5 separate regions of the Homo sapiens genome follow, and regions 1, 3, 4 and 5 are each linked to region 2. A link is a contact called in ENCODE Hi-C or POLR2A ChIA-PET data. All regions are on one chromosome and are shown on one strand. Each heading gives the region's core, a stretch centred on a gene start or an enhancer-like site at or near the end of the contact. The rest is flanking DNA. Distances are from core to core; before and after follow the strand shown. Region 1 holds the start of UBQLN1 (ubiquilin 1). Region 2 holds the start of CKS2 (CDC28 protein kinase regulatory subunit 2). Region 3 holds the start of ERCC6L2 (ERCC excision repair 6 like 2). Region 4 holds the start of FANCC (FA complementation group C). Region 5 holds the start of TSTD2 (thiosulfate sulfurtransferase like domain containing 2).

Region 1 (2,700 bases), core at 170-2,669, 5.6 Mb before region 2:
CAGGAATTGTTGTTTCCTGTCACCAACTGTTCACGTTGTTTGCGATCTTCAGAGATTAAGTCAGTAATTATGGAAAACACGACGTATTCAACAATACACTAAAATTATTTGTTAAATTCCACCAAGAATCTTAATTAACTGCAAGATTTGTATTCCTGAACCAAGTTTAAGTAATATTCTGCATTCACTCCGATTTTCTTTTATTTGATTGCAACCGCTAATATCAACATCGCTATCGCCCCTCTAAAATCAAACAAAAACCTACCCAATGATTGGCATCTAAGAGATGATAAACATACTAAAAGGGAAAGAGCAAGTCATCAGTGAAAGAAAGTCATTCACTTTTCTCCTTAAACCTAGTACTATCACTATTACTTAAGATGGAGCTAAAAACAGTTTCTACGTCATAATTTTTTTTTAAAGGTTGCAAGGTGGGAAAGATTTCAGGAGTTAAAATGCAGAACTAAATATACACATGCACCTCACCCCAAAACCCACCTTAACAAGCAGGCACGTAAAACAACGAGGATCCCACCCACCCCTTTTTAATTCATGAAACAAAACCGCAGCCTGAGCTAAAGCGAACCCTCGCCCCCGCCCAGCCTCCACCCCGCCCGGAGGCTGGCGGTGGGTCCCTTTCCTTTGTGAGGAGTTGGAGGGGAGGCGACGGAGGGCGGGGAACTGGGGGAGGAGGCTGAGGGTCGGCGGATACCAGAGAAGGAAGGCTCCGAGAAAAGCGGCATCAGCCCGTCCCACAAACAGGCCGCGCCGCCACGCCACAAACCATTGCGGTGTCCCAAGGCGCAAACCCACGAACTTGGGTGTGATCTAATTTGGGACGACGCCCGGGAGAATGGCCGAGGACGACCCCTCTCCCAGGCCCTTCCAAAAGGTCTCCTGGGGCGGCGGGCGGAGGTCCTGCCGCCACCCCCATCCCGGCCCGAGCCCCAGGCGGCCTCACCTGCTGGACGGAGCTATTCTCGGGCACGGCGAATTCCTCCTTTTCCTTCGGGGTCTTCACGGTGACTTTCATGATTTTGGGCTCCGCGGAGGCAGCGGCCGCGGGGGCGCCAGCACCTTCGGCTCCGGCGGCGCTATCCTGGGAGCCCGGAGGACCGCCGCTTTCACCACTCTCGGCCATGGCTGTGGCGGCGGCGGCGGCGGTGACTCAGGCAAGCAGGAGGGAGCAGGCGAGCAAGGAGGAGCCAGCAGACACCAGAGCCGGCAGGCCTGGACAGCGAAGAATGCAGAGCACGCCGCCTCAGTAGCAACGGGCGCAGGGCCACCGTAGCGGGTGTGGGGCCCCGGAGCTCGGTGCAGGCTCTGGCGCAGGCCCGGGTCAGGCGCTCGGCAGCCGCCGTGTGTTCAGGCGCCGCTCGCTCACACCGACATCCGCAGCAGCCACCGCTTCCTCCTCCCTGCCCCTTCCCCCACGTCCCTTCGCCGGCGCCGCGCGGAGCACGCCGGGTAACGCGCCTGGCGGCGTCGCCGAGTCATCCCCGGCTGGCGCGACTTTGAGCTCAGCCTGCGTGCCTTTTCCTTTCCCGCTCCATTGCCCAAAGTGCAGGCGAAGCCAGTGTGAAGGACTAAAAGCAAAATGGGGCGGGGTAGGTCAGTTCATGGTTTTTTTCCACTCCTTTCACCAAAAACTAAATCGCAGTTTCCAGTTAAGCGCTGTAACGGCGCACCGAGATGACGTCACGGTTAGCGAAATTACTAGAAAGGGACCAGTGGGCCCTGCGGCCGCGGCTGCGCCTGCGCGCTTGCTGTCCAGGTAGTCTCCCCACCTTACCTCATGCCCAGCTGGGCCGTGTTCACCCCTCCGCGCTGTCACAATCGCCTTGCCCTCCCTTGCCTCTCTGTCTACTCTGCGTTCCCCGCTGGGAGGAGGGTCTGGTGATAAAATAGCGGCGAGGTATTTTGTTATTTTAATATGCTTAGCGTTTGATATTTGGAGGGGTCGTATTGCCCTATGCGGGGGAGTTGGGGTAAGTTAATGGTGGAAAGGCCTCAGCACAACGAACAGAAAATGGAGTGAACGCCCGTGACTGCCCTGCGCAATCCTGCGGAGTCATTGCTTCATGGCCAGAGCTTATTTACCGCCCTCGGGTTAGCCCGGTTTGGTCAGACGATCAGTCAGGCAACCTGTATTGACAGTGGCCTCTGCTGCTACGATGACAGCTGTGCGCGAGCGCCCCCAGATTATCTGTGTGTAGGGCGGAACAGGGTGCCCGAGGAGTGTCCACCCAAATGGGACAATTTAATATAGTTGAGGTGTTCGCCTTATATTCTATCAAATTAAGTTACTGGTCAATTTCAGGCTTTAAGTGGCATTAAGGATAGTTCCAAAATTATTTTCAGTGTAATACAGAGAGAAATTATCTCTGAGAATCCTAATTTGAAATGACGTCATTGGCTTTTAAAGATGACTTGCAAGGAATGTACAAACCAGCCCATTATTAATCAATGTTGCACAATTTAAATCCTGACAGCCCACTATGACCCAAATCCGCAAAGATACATTCTGCCTTTCTGCTCCTAAGCCGTCCAACCCTGTTCTGAGAATAAATACTGTTACATAAACACGACTTTTTAGCAGAGCTCTATGGAATCTGGGTCTAAGAGAATCCTGAGGGTATCGATTTCAGTATAGACATCATTTGATATCACCTAAATTTCTGGCAGCATGGCTCAATAACA
Region 2 (2,700 bases), core at 159-2,658:
GGAGATTATAAATGTCCTTAGCCGGCCTGTCTCACTTGTTCAGAAACCGGAAAAGTCCGTGGTCTGCAGTGTGGAAAAGGGCACCCGGACCTCTTACTTCCAGCCTCTAGTCTGGAAACTTTGTCTAAGGTACCCCATCTACATTACTTAGTCACAGCCACCCTGAACCCACTAGCCTGTACTGCGCTGGAGCATTTCGCATAAAATGAAATTAACATAAAAATGACACGTGCTCGTTGTGGAAAAAATACCAAAAAGATCACTTTTAATTCTGTCATCTAAAAATAACCACCAGTTACATTTATAAATTTCTTCCAGTAACTTTTTTATATGAACATGTTTTTAAACTTGGGTCAATATTAAAAGACCAGAAGTTGTTAAACATCATTTTAAATCCCCTTATCCAGGAATTAGCATTGTTATTCTTGGCCGCAGCAGAATATTATTTTATTCCCTCAAGCTTTCCATGGCTTGGGTCTGCCCTGGTTTTGAACATTAGGTTAGGCTACAGAAAGCATTCTGGGTCTCTGGCCCATTTGTTTCTTTCTTTGTGGAGACGGGGTCTGGCTCTGTTGCTCAGGCCTGTCTGGAACTCCTGGGCTCAAGCGACACTCCACCTCGGCCTCCCGAGTGGCTGGGACCACTGGCGCCCGCCGCCACCGCGCCGGCTCCGGGCCTCTCTCTACGCGTGGCTCCGCAGGCTCCATTCTCCACACAGTCGTCTAGGGGGGCGCCAGGAGCCCCGCGACGGGCCAGGCCGGAAGCTCAGCAAGTGCACCAGGCGGCGAAACGGCCGGCTGCGCAGGGCAGCCCCGGACACAGCCACGCCGCGGCCGCCCGGCGCTCCCCCGACCCAGCCGACCACGAAGCCGCCCTCCCCCTCACACCGCAGAACCTTTCTGCCTTTTACTACTTTTCAAAGTGGACCTAGGCTCCTGGCTCGAGCCTGAGGGGATACAAGGGATCACGAGGAGCGCCATCACCGTGCAAGGTCGACAGCTTCCGCTCAAAGCCCTGTGGCCCACGCTTCCGGCCTCGACCGACTACGTCATCACCAAACCCCGTGATACCTCACTCCACCTTCAGGTCCTCCGTCCCAACGGTTCCGTGTCCTGGAACTTTCCACGTTCCTGCGCACGCGCTCTGCGGCCCTTAACGTCCCGACTTCGCCCTCCTCTGGCCACGCCCCTGCCCGTTAAGGGCCCTGCCACCCCCGTGACGTACCTATCTTCCCTCGGGCAACCTCGCAACAGATCTCTGATTGGCTGACCCAGGAAGCGGACTTTGCGAGGCGGCGGCGACGATAGGCTGGCAGCCGGCCGACTTCCGCAGAAGGTGATTGGTCGGCGCTGCTGTCCAATCGGCGGCGGGCTGTCGGATTCAAATCCGGATCGTTGGGACTGCGGTCGTTAGTCTCCGGCGAGTTGTTGCCTGGGCTGGACGTGGTTTTGTCTGCTGCGCCCGCTCTTCGCGCTCTCGTTTCATTTTCTGCAGCGCGCCAGCAGGATGGCCCACAAGCAGATCTACTACTCGGACAAGTACTTCGACGAACACTACGAGTACCGGTGGGCGCCTTTCTTAGACCCCGAGCCGGCTCCCTCAGCCGGGGCCCCCGCGGGCGGGGCGACCCAGGCATAGTAGGGTCGGGGGTGGGGGCCGGGGCCTGGGGGGCGGAGCCCGGGGCCGGAGGGCGAGGGCCGGGGTTTGGGGTCGCGGCCACCTGGCGCCCCGCGCAGTCGGACATGGTTGGGTGCCTGGCCGCGCCGGGCCGGTTGGGCCTTTGTTCGGTGTGCGCGGAGGGTGAGGGAAGAGTGCCCACCGGGCCGCATTTAGTACCTGGGTAGGAACCGGCGCAACTTGGGGGTCATGGGGTCCTCGGCGACGCGGAGTGACCATCCCGTCACTTTTTTCTCGGCCGTGGCCGAAGTAATTAGGCCGTTCAGTAGCTGGTCTCAGTTCCAGTTCTTTGAACCAGTCCAGGAAAACCCACCTGGTGCCGTCCTTTTTCCTTTAGCAACCGTGACACACTTTCCCTGTCGCTGACGGGGTGATGCAGCTTTTACTAGTTTGTGGTTTAGAATGGTCAAATGGTCATTTTCATCTGTTAACACAGAGGAACACTTTTCTTTTTCTTGTTTTTGAAGTGAGTGGTATAAGAATAAGCTTTGGAGGCGACCCCCCGAAAAATGAGCTTGATGGGGATTCGAAAATGTTTACTGGGTATGGTGATTTGGGCCATTATAGGTTAGCCGCAGTCATACAATTGAGGGTATTATTAAAGGAGTTTCATTTTAAGGCCGATTAAGAACTTGAGTGGACTTTGGGCATCATTTTCTGCTAGTATACACTGGCCAAATTTTGGGCTTTGAGAAACTTTTGCGTTTGAGTCCTGAAGCACCGTACTAGAACATGGTGGCTGTAATCGATCAGTAAAATTAGACAAATTTTAAATGTCCCTGTCCCCTTCCCCCCAATTAAAGTAGATTGGGGGAAAGCGAGTAGGGACATTTAAAATTTGTTGTCCTTACTGTATGCGGGACACTTCATTTAGGGCGTGGCTTCAGAAAACAGTCAACCCCTTTTTCTTAACTAGGTAGCGACTAGAACGCTGCGTTCTGGGATACTACCAAGATTTAGGGGAGATAAAGCCCATGCCATCGTTGGCCAAATTGTGACCTTGTTTTCTGTCTGCTGCCTTTG
Region 3 (2,700 bases), core at 47-2,546, 6.6 Mb after region 2:
GATCTATTTGCAAACAGCCATATTGTTTTCTTAAGACACTACTGTAGGCAGAATAATGATCCCCCAAAGATGTTTATCTCCTAATTTCCGGAATTCGTGAATATATTAGCTTACATGGCAAAAGGATTCTGCTGATGTGATCAAGGGCAGAGACCTGGAAATGGGAAGATGATCCTGGATTACTCAGGTGAGCCCTCAGAATCTTTTCCAGCTGCAATCAGCGGTAGACTTGAGGATGGAAGGTTCAGAGAGATGGCATATCACTGGCTTTGAAGATGGAGGAAGGGACCAAAGCCAAGGAATGTGGACAGAAGCTGGCAAAGGCAAGCTAAGGATTGTCCTGTGGAGTCACCAGAAAGGAGTGCAGCCCGGGTGACACCCAGGTAGCACTTCTGATCTACAGAACCGTGAGATAATAAATGCATTGTCTGTCAGATGATAAATTTGTGCTGTTTCAAGCTACAAAGTTTGTGGTTTTTGGTTATTGTGGCAATAGGGAACGGATACAGGCCCTGTCAGGTATTTCACTCAATCCATGAAATACCTTACAGTATACAAATTTTAACATGCGCGGGAGCCACTTACGGATCCGTCTATCTGTGCTGCCTGGGAGTGTCAAGAGGCCGTGTCCTTCATTCACCTCGCGCGTGGGCGGCGCTGCCCTGAAGATGCTCCCGGGCTCAGTGCAGACGGCTCAGCGTTCTCTCGCGTTCAACGAACCGCCAGAAACGTCAGATGGTACGGAGGAAAACACTTTACACTTTAACAGTATTTTTACGTTTATTTGCAGCAAATGTTGTTGGCTTTGTATTTAAAGTATTTATGACTCACTATAAAGTGTAGGATCCAAGAAAACGCGCTAGTTTCACTTGGCCCCCGTGGCTGTCCCGGGGAGCTCTCCAAGGAAGGACTGGTTCCTGAAGTTCCTGGGGTGCTGCACCACCACGGAAGAACCAAGCTCCACAGAGAAGCCAGAAGCCGCGACCGCGGGGACGCTCTCTGCCAGGCCTCCACCGCCTCAGCGGCCCTTTACAGCCACCGCATTCTCCATGCCCCCAGTTATTTCTAGCTTCGCACAGCGCCCGGCCCACCGAGCGACCTCAAACCTCGCGACACTCGCAACTCCCGAGGCCCTTCCTGCTACTGGCCTCAGAGGGAAGAGACATCGGGAAGATTGCTCCGCCCACAGAAAGGAAGATTTCGTTCTCGCGAGATCCCAATGACAATTCGGGAGCCCGTTCTCGCGGGATTTTCCAAGACCGGGTTGGAATTTGCGGGGGTTAGGAGACGGAAGTCAGAGCCTAGGAAGATTTGGGGGTCGCCTTGCCGGCCTCCTGTCCTCCTCCGGCGGCGGCGGAGCCCGAGAGAACTAGGTGAACACCGCTTTGCCAGCCTCACACAGCGTCCCCTGGCTCTGCCGCCGCTCCGGACGTCGCCCTCCCGTTCTGCTTGGGTCCCCTTAGTCGCTACCTTTGCTGGGATCCCCCTCCTCCATCCTGTGGCTTCGGGTTGCCGAAGAGCGATGCTCGGAGGGCGGCCGGAAGTGGCGTTGGCCGCCATTGGCCTGCCGGCCAGCCACCTTGCTGTCCTCCGCCGCCTTCCGGGTGTTACATGCAGCCGGGCTCGGCCCCTCCCCCTGGCCGGATGGATCCGTCGGCGCCACAGCCCCGCGCGGAAACCTCAGGCAAAGGTACCAGCTCCGCGCTCGCCCCTTACGCAGAGGCCTGTGTACTGCGTCGCGTTGGACCAGTTCTTGCCGGTGCCCTTCGGGTTGGGGTTTTGCCCTGTAGATCCTCTTCAGTGACAGCTGCAGATTGTGAACCCCTCCAGGCCTGGAACCAAATCTCCGATTCAGTGTTGAGAACCTGGACTCGGGAGTCAGCCCCTGGGATCTAGTGCTGCCTCTGACAGTTACTTGCTGAGCAACTTTGGGCAGGCTCCTCATCTGTAAAACTGGGTTCATTACTAGGTTCTTGCGATTATTAAATGACGTGGGGAATACGCAAAGTATTTATGTGACCCCGCGTGTGGCCCATATTAAGCACTCAGTAAATGTTATTTTCATTCTTTATTCTTGTATGCCCCAGTTGTTAGTGAATGGCAGAAGTTTGTTGTAAGTAGATAAATGAAGGTTGAGATATTTAGTTCAGTTGAGTTTTATTGCCTATTGAGTCAGGGCATTATATTCTGCCTTAAATAGGAGGTTTAAAGAAGGTGTGATTATCTACCACAAGTCACCTGGGATGCCTTCTGGCACCCAAATGAGTAGTTTTCATTAATAATTGTGCTGTATAACAAAAGCTACCAGGTATTGAGTGATTTTCCTGAGCCCAGCAATATGCTGATTGTTTACTTGCTTTCCTTTGAGGAAGATATCGATCTCATTAAATAGATGAATTCAGAGCTAAAGTTCAGAGAGGGCAAGTTACAAGCCTGAATTCTGAGGTCTAGGAATTGATGACGCTGTAATTCAGGGACCAAACATATAAATACCTATAGGAGACTGGCAGCTAAAAATAGATGAAGCTGCCGAGTGGATATTGTGACTGGGAGGCTCATTCCTTTTGATAAATCTAGTCACTCTTGGTATTTAGGGAAATTGGTGGAAGGAGCAGAAAGCTCCAGGGCCCCGAGGTGGGAACACCCTTGAGGAATGCTTGAGGAGGCCTTTGGAGTGAAAGAGGGAGAGAGAGACCCTAT
Region 4 (2,700 bases), core at 148-2,647, 6.0 Mb after region 2:
AACATCAATTCAAGTTTAATGTATAAAGTCGCAATGAACATGTTTTCCATCTAAGCTTAGGTAATGAATGATCTCAACACATGGTATGAATTCTACTGTTTGTAACAACCTTTCAGGGGAGTAAGGAGAAAACGATCTGTCTGAGGGCATATCACTGACAGTGAGTGACAGCCACAAAGAGCTGAAGTTGGGTGGCCCAAAAGTGCTCTGCTCATTTGATAAATGCTAAGTCAAATCACATCACAGTTTAGATGCATTAAATGGGGCACAAGTTAGAATAAAATCAGATGCCCGGGAGTTTTCCAAGTTTCAGATTAGAACAAAAGTCCAGGCACATACAGGACTTTGCTAGAAAACTCCTTGGTCTCTTCCCTTAAGATTCTGGTACCCAATTTCCCATGTTATAAAACTCCAAGTCTTTTCCCCCATTCGGTGCGCTGGACACATAAGATCATAGAGGGTTCGTAGTTGTAAACGCACCCACCTAAAAAATTAAAAAGAGCAAACCAACAAACAGCACCTGAAAAATCTCTCACGGGCTTTGAAGATATGGCCTGGCGTCCACAAAAAGAATGGAGGGAAGACACTGGCCTCTGCGAACCCGCCTCCCTCCGGGAATAAAAGGCGGAGGGCGGGAGGGGTAACAGCCGCGCCCCGGGCTCCTCTAATTGGACCTCGCCCCTCCTGGCGCCCCGGCGAATGGGGTTTGGGGGCAGGGGTGTGAGGGACGGGGAGGACGAGGCCAGCTGTAGAGGGCGACCGGCTCAAAGGGGCGAGCTTTTCACGGCTCCCACGAGTCCGAGGCAGAGAAATTCACCTTTGCTCCTCTCCTTTGAAGAAGACATAGCTGCCTGCGCTCAATGAACAAAAAGAACCAAAACGCCAACACCCGGCTCCCGCCTCTCCGGGGGCTCCCTTCCGCGCGACCCCAGCGCCGGCTCCCGCCCCCGCTTTCCCCGCCCTGGCCCCGCCCCGCGGGCTGGCACCGCCCGCCACCTTCCGCCTCCCGCCTCCCGCCTCCCGCCTCAGCCTTAGCCACAGCCCTGCGCCGGCGGGAACCCCTCTCGCCCACCGCAAGGCGCGCCTGGCCCACCCGCTCTCGCGAGCCTTCCCTCTTGCCCCTCGCCTCCTCCTCCCGCTCTCGCCGCTGACGTGTCGGCCAGACCCCCGAGGGAAGCCTCCGCCCTCGCTGCGTTCTGCGGCCTGCCGCTTACCGGGTGGTCCTCGCGGGAGCTGCTTCAGCAGTTTGGGCAGTGGCGGAAAGGAAGCCACCGCCCGGGATCTGTGGCTTGAAAATTTGGCTTTGCCTCGTATTGGCTTTTTGAGTTTTTTTGGAATTTTCCCGCGGTCGCCCGGCAGTGGAGCCGCGCGCGCGCACACGTGTCAGCAGTGCATTCTGGGGCCTGGCTAGCGGCCCCGCGCGCTCCCGCGGCGTCGCGGGAAAATTCCGACGAATCTCGGGTCCGTGGGGCGGGGCGGGCGCGGCCAGGGCTCTGGCGGAAGTGGGCCCGGCTGGGGCGGGTTCTAGGCGAGCGGAGTCGGTACTGCTCCAGTGTTCCCGGTTTCGCGCGGAAGCCCCGGCGGGAGCAGGGTTGCAGCAGCGCCCGCGGAGAAGGGGCGCTGGCTTCTTCCATATTCTGTTCAAAATGTAGGGGAGGTAAAATGGAAATTAGTTCTTTTGAAGAAAAGTTGAGGCTTTGTCAACGGGGTAAAACCTCTAAAATAAGATTTTCTAACTGCGTTCTAAACAATAGCAACAAAAAAGGCATCTTCAGTTAATGATTTCCCCTACCGTACATTAGTTCCATACAGTGTTTGGTCGGGGTTCAAATCAGTTCAACGCTGTACATAAACCACCCAAACAAATATTAATAAAATTTTCTCCAAACTCCCATTTATGACAATGGCATTAGCTTGTCTTGGTGAATTTTTTTTTCTTCTAGGATCTGACGACTTAAGCTTTAAAATGTCTTAAATCAATGCCTCACAACCATAAATCATAATCATAAAACTACAGCTTAGGTCGGGCGCTGTGTCTCAGGCCTGTAATCCCAGCACTTTGGAAGGCCAAGGCGGGCGGATCACGAGGTCAGAAGATCGAGACCATTCTGGCCAACATGGTGAAACGCCGTCTCTACTAAAAATACAAAACGTTTAACCGGGCGCGGTGGCGGGCGCCTGTAATCTCAGCTACTCTGGAGGCTGAGGCAGAATAGCTTGAACCAGGGAGTCAGAGGTTGCAGTGAGCCGAGATCGCGCCACTGCACTCCAGCCTGGCGACAGAGGGAGACTCCGTCTCAAAAAAAAAAAAAAAAAAGCTACAACTTCACATATACGTTCAAAAACACACTACAGGCCGGGCGCGGTGGCTCACACCTCTAATCCCAGCACTTTGGGAAGCTGAGGCGGGTGGATCACCTGAGGTCAAGAGTTTGAGACCAGCCTGGCCAACATGGCAAAAACCCGTCTCTACTAAAAATACAAAAATTAGTGTGTACTCCCGGCTACTTAGGAGGCTGAGGCAGGAGAATTGCTTGAACCCAGGAGGCGAAGGTTGCAGTAAGCCAAGATCGCACTACTGCACTCCAGCCTGGGCAACAGAGCGAGACTCTGTCTCAACAAAAAACACCACAAAGCTGTGTGTGCTTGTAATAAAAATAGCTCTCAAGTATTTAAACATGTCCAACTATTCCTATGGTG
Region 5 (2,700 bases), core at 186-2,685, 8.3 Mb after region 2:
TCTCATCTACCACTCTCCCGTTGCTCACTACCTATGATGGCACTATTTGTGGGTATTCCTGAATGGGTCGTTAGAATATATCAGCGCCAAGAGAGCAGGGGTTTTCCTTTGTTCACCTCTACATCCTCAGCATTCAGAACTCTGCCTGGCACCTAGGAGGTGCTAAATGCTAATAAATATAATATTCGTTGAATGAAATAAAACAGTGATTGGGTAACCAAAGAAGGCCTCACTAAGGACCTGACATTTGAGCTGAGACCTAAGTGACCAAGAGCCAGCCACGCAGATTTAGAACCAGAGACCTTCAGGTAAAGGAAATAGTATAAGTTCCTAAAATAAGAACAAGCTTGACTTATTGTAAGAACAGAAAGAGTGGTTGGAGTACAGTGAGGAGAAGTAGAACCCCACAGGCCATGGCATGGAGTGTGCAATGGAAAGTCGTAGGAGACTTTTTTTTTTTGACACGGTCTCACTTTGTTGCCCAGGCTGGAGTGCAGTGTGCGATCACCGCTCACTGCATTCTCGACCTCCTGGGCTCAAGGGATCCTCCCACCTCGGCCCCCAACCCTCCCCTCGAGTAACTGGGACTACAGGCGCCAAACACTAGGCTCAGCTAATTTTTTTTTTTTTCCTGTAAAGACGGTGTTCGCCTTGTTGCCCAGGTGGGTCTTGAACTCCTAGGCTCAAGCGGATCCGCCCGCGTCGGCCTCCCATAAGTGTTAGGATTACAAGCGTTAGCTACCCCGCCCGGCCGTCATAGGAGACTTTTAAACAAAGCAGTAACACGATCTGATTCTGGATTTGTGTTGAAAGCAGAGCAGGCAGGGTTTACAGATAATTGTTATGTAAAAAGAGGGAAAAGAGCTAAGAAAGACTCTAAATTTTTGGATTAAGCGGCCGACGGATGACGTCATTTACTGAAATGGGTAAGACCGAAGGAGAATTAGGCCGGGAGAGTGAAATTTCAGATGGCCATGGACAAAGCAGATAAGCCAGTATGGTGCTCATAAAGACATCAGGGGAGGGGACGCTCACACACAGGCATATAGGTACCCAATAACCCTTGAAAACAGATTACTAAAACAATCATTTGTTCCTTCCTAAGCAAACAACTTAAGGAAAATGACGGCCAGCCGGCAAGCCCGGAGCCGCACGCTCGCGTCAGGGCCGGCCTTTCCATACCAAGGGGCGGCACGTGCGGCACCGCCTCCCGCCCAGGCCCCACCCCGCATGCCGAGCTTGGCCCAACCTCTCCTCCCACTTTTCCCAAGGCGGCAAAAGCCGGAAAGTGGGAGTAGATGAGCACATACCCGCCAGTCCTGATCCTTTCTAAGGTCTCTCTTCCCTGCACTGTCTCCGCCTAGCAATTGTCACTGCTCACCGCCCTCGAGCCTATTCCCCCGCCGCGTATTTGGGTAGAAAAGCTCGCTCGTGACGTCACCAAGCTCCGGAAGTCTCCTGGCGTCGGCGCAAGGGCCGCCGGGAAAACCATTGAGAGGCCACCGGGAAACCATTGAGAAGCCCCGGAGGACCGGCCTGAGCGGAGGCGGAGACTAGAGCGGCCGCCGGCACGACCCGCCTTCAGGCGTACGACGACCGCGGCCCGGGGGCTCTGAGTGGCCAAAGCGGCGGCACTTTCTGCGTGGCCCCGGAAGGACATAGAGCGGAAGGCGGGAGAAAGAAGTAGCCGGCAGGCGGAGGCAGCCCGAGGGGGCGGTTGCATGTGTGCCAGACGTTCGTAGCCCACTGAGCTTCCTCACGCCGGCTGTCGCAGCGCCTAGCCCCACCCGGCGGCCTCTCCTGCGCTTCCGGGGCCGTGGCGAGCTAGTGCGCCTGCGTGCCGGCCCATCCGCGCGCCTTGCAGCTGTCCTTGCGTCGGCCAGCGGCCAGACAGTTCCTGCAGCGCTTACCGCCTGGCCTCTCGGTTCCGCGGCGCACCGGAGGGCAGCATGTCGCGGCGGCGGCACAGCGACGAGAACGACGGTGAGTGCCTGCGGCCCGGCCACGGAGGCCGCTCCCGGTTGGGAGCCGAGGCTCGGCGTCTTTGGGTGTCCACGGAAGAGACTGGAAGCTCTTCTCCCCGGGAACGTGCGGGGAGCCGCGGAGGGAAAGAGGAGAATATGGTGGCGGTGTGGTCGGGCGGCTTCTAGAAAGCGACTTCTCCCCCGCCCCAGTTCTTTGAGTCAAGGGCCGATCCTCGGGAAAGAAGGCCTGGTGAACCCCATGGGTAGACCCTTGGTCTCTAAGGATGCTTCAGAATTTCGTCCGTAAAACCACGGAGCAGGGAAGCACACCTGTGTCTGTGCTGCCGCCTCTTAGGGACCCACTGGTCCTAGTGTCTCGTTTTAACCTTCAAAGCTGCACCTGAAAAGGGCTCGGAAGAATTCACTGAAGGAAAGGACTGAGAGATCTCATGAGTTGCAGTCTGAACTCTGTTCCGGTAGTGGTTATCCGTTGATTTCACTTCTTTCAAGCTGCAGGGAAAGAATATTGTCTTACCTGCGCCCAAGAGGTCCCTAATAAACAGACACAGGTTACTGCAGATTTTGAACTGGCCGTAAGCGCATTTCCCTTGTGTGAGAGAGAGTGCTAGAAAACTAACTTCAGGCCTCTGAGAGAGTTAGAACAGGGGTTCCCATCTCCGTTTGGATGATTGTGCTCGTGGAGATCAGTGTTGCCTTCATAAAGATGGAATAATTC

The links. A loop is a pair of places that touch in the nucleus more often than their neighbours do. ChIA-PET counts read pairs that join two places held with the same protein, here RNA polymerase II (POLR2A). Pooled maps may share reads with other maps.
Region 1: a loop to region 2 is called in a map of CD8-positive, alpha-beta T cell, with 18 times the contacts of the local background. The contact joins the promoter of UBQLN1 here to the promoter of CKS2 in region 2. A Hi-C loop is called at or near these places in 6 of 168 maps with a recorded cell type or tissue (CD4-positive, alpha-beta memory T cell, CD8-positive, alpha-beta T cell, HCT116 and 3 more) and 13 of 50 pooled maps.
Region 3: a loop to region 2 is called in a pooled map, with 25 times the contacts of the local background. The contact joins the promoter of ERCC6L2 here to the promoter of CKS2 in region 2. A Hi-C loop is called at or near these places in 2 of 37 single-sample maps with no recorded cell type and 11 of 50 pooled maps.
Region 4: a pooled map shows a loop between it and region 2 (5-fold over the local background). The contact joins the promoter of FANCC here to the promoter of CKS2 in region 2. A Hi-C loop is called at or near these places in 3 of 50 pooled maps.
Region 5: a map with no recorded cell type shows a loop between it and region 2 (17-fold over the local background). The contact joins the promoter of TSTD2 here to the promoter of CKS2 in region 2. A Hi-C loop is called at or near these places in 3 of 37 single-sample maps with no recorded cell type and 7 of 50 pooled maps. POLR2A ChIA-PET finds 5 or more read pairs at or near these places in 1 of 52 experiments (BJ).

The regions. Positions count from the first base shown.
Region 1 is chr9:83,706,539-83,709,238 of GRCh38, forward strand. It overlaps UBQLN1 (ubiquilin 1), which reads right to left and starts at 1,420. Exons shown (of 11, transcript NM_013438.5): 1 at 962-1,420. The coding sequence starts at 1,141. It overlaps UBQLN1-AS1 (UBQLN1 antisense RNA 1), which reads left to right and starts at 1,297. Exons shown (of 2, transcript NR_135839.1): 1 at 1,297-1,774. RefSeq lists enhancers at 443-1,333, 1,101-1,170, 1,334-2,222.
Region 2 is chr9:89,309,787-89,312,486 of GRCh38, forward strand. CKS2 (CDC28 protein kinase regulatory subunit 2) reads left to right here and starts at 1,409. Exons shown (of 3, transcript NM_001827.3): 1 at 1,409-1,565. The coding sequence starts at 1,507. It overlaps MIR3153 (microRNA 3153), which reads left to right and starts at 2,439; the gene lies at 2,439-2,520. LOC105376136 (a long non-coding RNA gene) reads right to left here and starts at 1,016. Exons shown (of 3, transcript XR_930101.4): 1 at 1-1,016. RefSeq lists a silencer at 715-944 and enhancers at 955-1,244, 1,915-1,964.
Region 3 is chr9:95,874,395-95,877,094 of GRCh38, forward strand. ERCC6L2 (ERCC excision repair 6 like 2) reads left to right here and starts at 1,297. Exons shown (of 19, transcript NM_020207.7): 1 at 1,297-1,690. The coding sequence starts at 1,645. ERCC6L2-AS1 (ERCC6L2 antisense RNA 1) reads right to left here and starts at 1,583. Exons shown (of 3, transcript NR_023390.1): 1 at 1,471-1,583. RefSeq lists enhancers at 468-597, 828-877, 918-1,017, 1,152-2,026, 1,158-1,387 and 1 more.
Region 4 is chr9:95,316,312-95,319,011 of GRCh38, forward strand. It overlaps FANCC (FA complementation group C), which reads right to left and starts at 1,398. Exons shown (of 15, transcript NM_000136.3): 1 at 1,215-1,398. RefSeq lists a silencer at 750-1,069.
Region 5 is chr9:97,631,933-97,634,632 of GRCh38, forward strand. It overlaps TSTD2 (thiosulfate sulfurtransferase like domain containing 2), which reads right to left and starts at 1,436. Exons shown (of 10, transcript NM_139246.5): 1 at 1,311-1,436. NCBP1 (nuclear cap binding protein subunit 1) reads left to right here and starts at 1,889. Exons shown (of 23, transcript NM_002486.5): 1 at 1,889-1,983. The coding sequence starts at 1,950. RefSeq lists enhancers at 1,357-1,686, 1,455-1,749, 1,914-2,700, 2,307-2,386.